Regions from separate parts of the Homo sapiens genome. Here region 2 is linked to region 1. Evidence: chromatin loops called from intact Hi-C (ENCODE). Cell type or tissue: ascending aorta. All regions are shown on one strand.

Evidence for each region. A loop is a pair of places that touch in the nucleus more often than their neighbours do. Peaks named below come from ENCODE experiments on the same cell type or tissue, not always from the same donor. Only the 100,000 strongest peaks of a DNase experiment are listed, where the experiment ranks them.
Region 2: it touches region 1 in a loop (4-fold over the local background); 8 of 110 quality-filtered maps call a loop at or near these places.

Annotation. Positions count from the first base shown.
Region 1 is chr4:95,122,858-95,127,857 of GRCh38, reverse strand. BMPR1B (bone morphogenetic protein receptor type 1B) reads right to left here. Exons shown (of 13, transcript NM_001203.3): 7 at 3,952-4,048; 8 at 2,737-2,875. Among named protein-coding and RNA genes, the nearest start is that of BMPR1B, 370 kb to the right of the region's middle. In ascending aorta, a CTCF peak has its summit at 2,741 (motif pointing right); no DNase peak of the experiment used is centred here; H3K27ac peaks cover 1,061 bases.
Region 2 is chr4:94,301,721-94,306,720 of GRCh38, reverse strand. It overlaps HPGDS (hematopoietic prostaglandin D synthase), which reads left to right. Exons shown (of 6, transcript NM_014485.3): 5 at 4,477-4,575. Among named protein-coding and RNA genes, the nearest start is that of HPGDS, 39 kb to the left of the region's middle. In ascending aorta, a CTCF peak has its summit at 2,153 (motif pointing left); no DNase peak of the experiment used is centred here.

The DNA.
Region 1 (5,000 bases):
GACATTATATATTATATATTATTTATAATGAAGATTATAAATTTCGTAATTTATTAAAAAAGAACTGCTGATGTACCATGAAGCCACTGAAGCTTGATGGAAATAAGCAAGCAAGTTTATGTGTAATGCAGCCGTCCTCTCTTTAGGAGCCCTGTGCGCCATGAGACATCATGTTGAGTCCACTGTACTCCATTTCCAAACAAGGAAACAGGAGCAACATGGGCACCAGTTGGGAGCCAAATTCATACACAGGGAAATCACTCATTTGAGAGGAAACTTCCCACATTTATTAAAGAAAAATATTTAATTTACAGATCTTACAAAGCATTGCTCATGTAAGTCTATGGAGAATTTCCTAACATAAGCAGTTTTGCATCTGCTTTTTTTTCTAACGATAATACATTTTATAATTTAATTATAAGTTTTGACAGAATTGGCGATACTTGATAGAATAGGAACAACTTATCCCAAAGACAGAAAGTAAGCTATTATAACATGTAAGGACCTAAAAATATAACTTCAAAATTTTTTAACTGATTTATTTTAGTTTTTATTTGATTTAGCAAATGTTTCTGGTCCTTCTGTACCTAAACTTTAATTCTATATTACATTCTTAGATACCAACTTTTTAGATTGATTGTATAAATAAAATGCCTGTAAGATACAATGACTATAACTGTACTTTCAAAAAGATCACTATATTTCATGTACTCTGAGAATAACTGAATGTATAAGGAGTTATAAAGAATTATCACTATTCCAGGACTGTGAGAAGACATACACAGAACACACACACACACACACACACACACAGTCTTAATTCTTACAACAGCCCTACGATATTATTTCCTTTTAAAGTAGGAAAAAATTGACATTTTATGAAAAAGAAAAGATGCAAAATTAAAGGGCACGTATAAAGTCATTTGTTAAACACAAGGTCCAAGTATGTGGTTATATATAAGGCACTAATTTGCCCATTATGTTATTAAAATTAATAACAAATCAATGTTAAGATGAGGTATTCACTCACATATCAATATATGGAGAGAGAACTGTATACCTCTGCATTGTTTATCTTAATAACCAAATCTTAAAACCAGAAAATAAATCTGTAATAGAGACTTTTTCTTTATTGAACTGAGTTTTATAGAACCCTCCTTCCCATCCTACCGCCATCAAATGCACTTTCTTGTTTTATTTAACCAACATTTAGTTCACATCTCACTAATGTTAAGAGCACAGATCATCTGGGTTTGAATCCTGGCTTCTCCACGTACTAGCTAGCTGACCTATCTGGGCCTGTATCCCCTGATGTGTAATACAGGGTTATACTGATATTTCTGGTACTACCTTATAGGGTTGCTATGAGGACTAAATGAGAATTTGATTTAGTTTTAAAGGCCAATGTCTGGCCAGGATTGGAACCCAGACAATTTGGCTTGAGAATATATGCTTTTAATCATTATATGATGTGAGCCAAATATTATTTTTTGGTATCTGGATTATAGAAACAAGACAGTATTTTTATAGCTATTAAAAGTAGGAGCTGAAAGCTTTTTAAAAACAAATTATTGAACAGCGCCTATAATAAATCAGCCACTCTACTGGGGATAGAAAGTGAGCAAAATGTAACCTCTACCCCAAAGAGGACAGACTCCACCAAAAGACACAAGAACATTACCACTAATTATAACATTATTTTAAATGGCCATTATTAGTGCTAAAAATAAAATGTTATCACAGAAGATAAATAGACTGGCTTAGTCTGGGGTAACTGAGAAGTTGTCACAGAGGTAAAACATGAGGTAGGCCTTGAGCCATGAGTTGGAGTGATGTCCAGTAAAGAGATTACATTTGCAATGACGTGGATATATGTTGTATTTGAGAAACAATTACTCAAAGGTGATGCTAGAGCCCAGGCAGCATACTGGGAAGAGGTGGGAGGAGACGTCAGGAAGGCAGGTTGAGTTTATGTGCCACACATACCAAGCTGGGAAAGAAGACCTGCAAGCAGTATTGGGTATTAGGATATTTTACCCAGGACATAACAGTGCAAGATCAATGGTTTTGGAGAAAGAACTCCACAGTAATGGGAAAGATGAGTTTGAAGGCAAGAAACACTGGAAGAACTCAGTTTAAATTCCAAGAGCATCTAATTCATTAATACCAAAAGGGATTTTACTATTTGTACATCTCTTTTAGAAAAAAATAAGTGTAATACTATTGATTTTCAAATTGTATTTGCTCATATATTCTCTTCAAGGTTGGCAGTGCTGACCATCAGAAAATGAAGCTTCTCCTGAATGGAAAAGCCAGAACTTTACCCTGAAACATAAACCCCACAGCTGAAAAGCAACCCTCTTTCTTTGTAGAAATACTGAGAAGCCAGTTGGTTGTAATACTTTAGCCTTCAAAAGCCAGGCCAAAGTGCGGTAATGCTATCCTTATGGAAAACACAGGGAAGATGGTCCCGTGTTTAATGTTTTCTAATCTGCTCTTCATCAGAATGTCTGAGGGTCTGGATTGTAACCATACACCTACATTAAAAAACAATCACCTTACTCTCAATATGTCAAAATGTTATCAGGAAGCCCTGCAGCTGAGATCGGATGTCCAACAGACTGCATAGAGCTTTCTCCTTGTCCAGTGCCCTATTTCAGTAAGTGAAACCCCATATTCATTGACAGTTCTTTCAGAAAACATTTCCTTTAAATTCAAGATGTGTTCTTCTCATACCAGCAGAGGGAGGCCTGATCCACTTCCTGAGCTCTGAGACTGCTCAATTAAGTCTCTCAGGGATTCTCCAGGAGGAATGTAAGTTTCATCCTGTTCTAACCCAATGCTGTATCGAGGTCTGGTTTCTTGTCTTTTATACCTAAAGATGGATAGATGAAGATAATTTTAGATAATGAAATGCAATGATGGAGTAAAATATTGCAACTAAAATGGTAATCACAGCAGTTTTATTTTAGCACCTAAATATAATACATTAAATGCTTCATATTTTTTACTCTTAGTTATGGTTTCCCAAGTAAAACTCATTACTGTTTGGCTAACCTATTTTTTAAAATAAACTAAATAAACTACATATTTTTACTCAGTCTCAAGCATCTACAATTTTTCTTCTTTTATTTATTTCAAATTGCACATATCCAAGCAGACTACATTCTACTAGTGTTTCTAAATAGCTCCAATATTATTCCTTAAAATCTTTTCTAAGGTCCCTAATTAATTAAAGATGTAAATTTTGGGTGTACAAAAATCATTATAGCTAACTCTCTTATATAAGGTCATATCTAAAGAAATAATATAAATTTAATCTTTAAAAACTTTTTGTCAATACTTAAGTTTTCAATTAGAAATGAATTTATTTGAATCAATTAATCTGACCATTTGCAGAGTATCTCAAATGAGTAATAAATTAATCAAAAGGCAAATGACATAAATATCAAGGTCCTTAATATTTCACAATCTAGAACATAAGTTCATAGGCCATTAAAAAAATAGGAATTACCGAATTTAATATAATAAAGGACCTTATTTTAATGATTAATCTATAAATTATGTTTAAAATCTTTTAATAATCAGAAACGTTATAGCTTAGAAAATAAGGAATTTGAGCAACTCTTAAGTTCAACATGGCCATTTCTCTGCTTGGAATCAAACCTAAGTAACAACCAGTCTCTGAAGTCTCTAACTACCCTAGTTTCCCTAGGGATAAAATATTTATATGGGTAGTTTTGAAGTCTGAAGCAGAAATGAGATAGGTATCTATTTGTAACTTCATTAGGACAAATATTTATCAACAGTAACAGACATTTTCAGTTAACTATAAGATCTAATTAAGATAAATAAAGCTGTGGTGAGAAACACTAACAGGCAAAAGCAGAATATTAGTAAAAAGAAGACACTATAAATTAAAAATTTTGCATCTACATGTTAGAAACTTACCGGAAGTAACAAAATAATATGATAAGGACCAAGAGCAAACTACAGACAGTCACAGATATAAGTAAAGCCCTGTGGTGTATAGGTCCATCAACAAAATCTGAAATTAAAAAGAAAAAGAGCCATAATCAAGAGAATATTTTTACTTAAAAATAAGAAAGTAACTCTTTCCTAAAGGTACTTGCTAAGTATCACGCACAAAATGTGAAAGATCCTTTTCACATACCAATTAATTTTTTAAAAACCCATATATACTCAAAATTAAATAAGTTTGACTAGCGTGAATCATCCTTCACCTAGGCACTTAATCAAGAGCACACATTTCTTCCTGTCTGGAAGGAACAGGCTCGACACAGGATAAAACTACAGAAAGAACATCAACAAAGCTAAGTGGGTCTGTGCACCCACAATAGAAACAGGTAGTTCATCTTTATTACAGACGCAGCTCATGGGTTCATAGGCTCTTCTCATGTGGTCTCTGGAGTACTCTATACCATGAATTTGAATAAAAAAGCATCTATATAATTCATGGGACATAAAACATAACTCGTTGTATATAAAGTCATCTTATAGTGGATAAAAAGGAAGTGGACCCCTCAAATGTTGCCAAATAGAGAATATATGGTTGTGCGTTGTTTTAAACAAAAATGTGTTCAAAATCCATACTTTTTCTTAAACTGAATCATATTTTAAAAGAATGTATATGTTCCAGCCAAAGAATGTATGATACTTTTATACAACAAATTATTAAACACTACTCATTTTAACTCTAGTTCTTGACAAATCAGATTCCTCAAATTTTATATAAATGACTTAACTTTATACAATGTATATTCACTGACTTTAACCCCAAAGATTTCCATTCAAAGTACTTTATTTTTAATAATCATCCCAGGTAAATTTTACACGGGTGATTTCTGGGACATATTTTGAGGAAACTGACTTAAAACCAGGTGCACTTATATAGTAATACCATTAGTACCATTCTTATTAAAGGCACCATTTACCTTTGAGAGAGTGATTACTGTCATTTAATTTTAAAAGGTAGTATT
Region 2 (5,000 bases), 820 kb after region 1:
TATTGTGCTTCTAAATTTATAAAAATTCTTAGGCTGTTTTCCGCTAAGAATGGGGAAGGGACAGCTGTCTAGTAATGTAAAATGAAGAACATCCCATGCTAAAACCGCTTAATAGTTTTCCACCAATCCTCATTTTATCCCCTCCCAAACCTCCTTAACCCCAGTTCTAGACATATCCGGTCATTTCCTGAGCCATTTAAGGATTTTGTGTTGTTGATAGGATTGGTTCTTGGCTTTCCCTTCACAGGTGCCATTCACCCATCTGCTTACTAGCTTCAAATTTTGTTTGCTCTTATCTCCTCTCTTTCCACTTCCTTGTGGGTTCTATCTTTTTAAAAATATTCATTACTGTGGTTTAGAGATGAATGCAAAATGATATATATTTGTCAAATTATTCATCTTTATGCAGAATTCTAAATAGACGTCTTTATTACAGCTTCTAGTGGTTTCCTTTAGGACGCTCATCACAGTCTCTATTTTAAAGAGACTGGCAGGTGGTGTGTGATTACTTGTTTGTTGTTTGTCTCCTCAAGCTGGATGCATCGTGGGGTAGGAATCATGTCTGTATTATTCAACTGATCCCCCACCGCCATCACAGTGCCTTTTACATAGTAGGCATTACACACTTGTTGAATAAGTGATCAGAACCACACTCATCAAATGCACACCATGTGCCTGTGTTACTCTCAGCTCTATGTGTTATCTCAGTCAGCCCTCCTCCCACTTCAAGATAAGTGCTTTTTATTGTCATGCTCACTTTCCAGATGAAGACACTGAGAAACAGAAGTTACAGAGTTGCCCAAAGTCACACAACTGACAGAACTGTGAACTGAGCCCAGACAGCTGAATTTAGATCCCATAGCCTCATCACCTAGGTATACAATTGCTTAAATTAGTAACTAATTTAAGCATTCCTTTAGAATGAAACTGCTGTTATCCTCATCTTCCAAGTAAGAAAACAAGAGTTTCATGTAGTGTAAACAACTTACCCAAAATTGTTCAGCTAGAAGTGGTGCAGAAGGAATTCAAATCGTCACTGACTCAAACCCCAGGTTCTTAACCACTGGGTATAATACCACAGTGCAAGCAGCTGTTCAAAACAGCTGCGCATGAATATTTATGTACATGTTAAAGCTAAAGCCTATAGTCGAAAGCCACAGCACAAATAGCAGGCAGTCTTATCAATTTACTTAAGCACATATTTAAGCACATACTATCTACTTAGTATTTATTGTAAATACTATTTAATTAGCACCTTCTGATTTGAATAGAGATATCCGGACACAAAAGTATTTACATTGACTAACTCCATGATATAAATGTAAGGTGTGTAGGGTCTGCCCACACACACACGTATATATATAGGCCTAGCCAGGAAATAATGAAGCTCAGCTTTGATGATAGAAATACAACTTTTTGACATAAGTACATTTAGGCTCTGGAGTCAAACTGCCAGGTTGAATCCTGATTCCCTTCTTACTAGCTGTCACTTAACTCCCTATTTATAGTTCAAACTCTTTGTAAAGTGGGAATACAACAGGCTCTACTTTGAAGTATGTTGGCAGGATTAAATGTTAGCATATGTGCCTATGGCTAGGTAGGAAGTGTTAAATATTAACTATTATAATTAATAGTGTTATATACTTTGGTGTTAATTGTTTTTACTATTTGTCAGACATGGCATCTGTATTTTACATATCATTATAAATGTAGAAACAGATGCTCTCCAATTTAGAAGTGTCTAAAGATTTTTGTTCCATGTACCAAACACCCCCCTAATGTGCAGTCTATCAATTTATCAGTTTGCTCTTCTCTACTTTTCTATTTTCTACCTTTCTGTGGCTGAGGCTCCATAACAGAGACCACCTCCCAGAGGAAAATATTCTTCGAACATTTATGATAAGAGTAACACTCTACCTTTGTATTAGAATAACAACTCTCTTACATACCACCAATTCCAAAAAAACAATTTCAAAGGACACAGCAATCCAAGTTCATGATTAAATCATACAAAGGCAGAACACGTTGCAGAAACATTGCTGATAGCTATAGACTATCTAATTAACAAGCAGGACTTGGCTAATATATAATGAAAAATGCACTGTTCTGTATTTCATTTCTTAGACTGTTGGTAGTGGGCTACATTGCTGCCATCTTGTGGTCAGGTGAAAATTTCAAAGGCAGAATATTGATGCACTTAAGATGGATAGTGAATATATTCTTGTCATATACACCTTAAAAATCTACCAAATACACACAATTTTACAGTATTTATTACTAAAAATTCCATTTCCAATAAAAAAAGAATTAAAAGCAAAAGATGCCTTTGGATATTGGTCACCATGACAATCCTTGAACTCACCATTAGTGTTACTTTGGTTATTTAATGTATCTGTGTTTCCATTTCCTCATCTAAAGAACAGGATGGGGAAGAAGAATGAGAAGGCCTGAGGACATTCTGATGTCGTGGTTCCAACACAAAATAATTTTGGTAGTGCATATCTGAAAATGCTTTTGAGAAATATACGAACCTCTCTAAAAGTCATTTGTTAAACTTTCATAGCAACAAATTCTCAGGGTGAAAAAACCTCCTCTGAAAAGGGAGGCTAGAAATTTCTGAATCCATCAAGTAAAGGAGTGGCTATCTAGGATGGATCAGGAAATGTGTTTTTTAAAATATATCTGGAAAAAAAAAGAAGTGTAATCAAATCTTATCTTCTTTATGTTATTTTGGTTGATTGTACTTTAAAATGAAACTTAAATACTAATTACACTGTTTATTAATTTACATTTCATTAGACTGAAATAATTCACCAAACTTACAAAGACAATCTGGGCTCAAGGAGAAGTCAGTAGCACAGATATAAGAGTTTTATTTGACTCTGCATATACACAAACATTGGTGCACCTGAAGCTCTGGAAATGCACGTTAGAAGAACAGAATTTGCCAGGAGTGCACACAGGAGTTTTTGGAAAGTTGTCCAACAATCAAATTGGCCATTACTTTTCTGACTGATGCCAACTGAGGTGAGCAGATCTGTGGCAAGCACCACATGGTTATCGACTCACTGCCCTTCAATGGGATTACAAATTCTGTGTAAGCAGCAGAAAGACTCATAACTAATGTTTTCTTTAAAACTATGAACATACTGACCACAGAGCACTTTATAGAACAAGGGAAAGAACATAAAGTCAAAATAATGACAAGCTTTATAAGCTTCGGTTTTTAAATCTGGCAAACATATGTAAGTACATGTTGAGTATCCCTTATCTGAAATTCTTGGGACCAGAAGTATTTCAGAATTGGGGTTTTCTTCAGATTTTGGAATATTTGCATTATACTTACTGGTTGAGCATACCAAATCTCAAGAACCGATATCTGAGATGTTCCCCTGAGCATTTCCTTTGGGCATCATGCGCATGCTCAAAACGTCTTGGATTTTGGAGCATTTTGGATTTTTGGACTAGGGAGGCTCAACCTGTATGTAAGGATGCTTTTGCAAATTGTATTCTAAATATAAGGCATTATGTTGTGGTAGTATATACCATCTAGCTAAGTCATAATCATAACAGCAAGTAAATCAGCAAATTGGTACAGTATCCACTATCTGACTTATCTTAATAAAGGTTGGATTTCATTATAGATCATTTAGACATATTAATAAATGATATATACATTTTATATTTTTGAGTTTGGCTTCTATTTCATAACCAAGACTCAAACAGGCAGAATTCTTATATATAAACAAACATCTCTTATCAAGAAAGAGGCCTTGAGTAAATTATTTGGTCTTCAGAGCTTTAAGTAGAAAAATGATGACAATTAAAAAAATGGATGTTTTATATATATTTTCCTAAGGATGTTAATTTTTAAATAATATTTGTTTATATATCAAGAGGGGATAACTAGATGATGCATTTTGTAGATGATATTCAAGATGGACAAATCTGATAATGAGGCACAATGGTAGTCCAATGAGAAAATACATAAAGGCCCAAGATCATGATTCATTATAAACGCAATAGTGAAACGAAGAACTGCCAAACTAGAAGAGTCTAGCCTTACGAAATAAAATAAATTTCTTTACCTTCAGTTACATTATTTAGCTTTAAAAAAGCTAGGTTAAGAAAGAGGGAAATTTTAGGAATCTAAAAAGACAAGAGAATCATTTCACTTTAGTAAATTTAAGAAAAAATAAGATTTTGTGGGTAAAATATTTAGTCATTATACACAAAGAAACTAAGAACTGGTGACACAAAACTATTTTTTTAATCCATGAGCAATAAAGAGATGACTCACATCTATAGAGAATCAGACCTAAATCTCCATGTCATAAATTTGAATAAAAAATCTAGCTACTTCTCTTTCTTCTTGAATTCATGTGGGAGAATAAAGATGGAGAAATCTACTTCCTCCTCAGATCATGTTACTTTTCTTCTCATTATTCTTAAAGTGATATTTTCTCCTTCTCCTAGGAGCAGATGTTCAATGAGCTGCTCACGTATAATGCGCCTCATCTTATGCAAGACTTGGACACATATTTAGGGGGGAGAGAATGGCTTATTGGTAACTCTGTGAGTATGTTTTATATCTTAAAAAATTCAAGCAAATAAAAGGACAAACCAATAGAAGTATAAAAACTTACTGAAAAAAAGTTACCTATAGGGAGGGGATAGAATTTACAGCAAGAACAAAGGTTAAACTTCTTTAAATAAACCTTTTTAAAAAATAGATTTGACTTTGGAACCATATTTTATATAATTATATATTGGCAGCGAAAACTTAAAAAGCTATCCTAAAAATCAAAGCAAAGTAAATGAACCTAACTATGCAAAAGAGGTGCATAGAGAACACACAGAATACATATGTACTCTACTAGAGAAGAACTATTTCAAGAAGTATCATTTGTAAAACACACTAATCTGATTATACATCTAAGACAGATATCTCTTAGCTTAGAACAACAAAAAATCATATACTATTTTCAGTAATCATATTG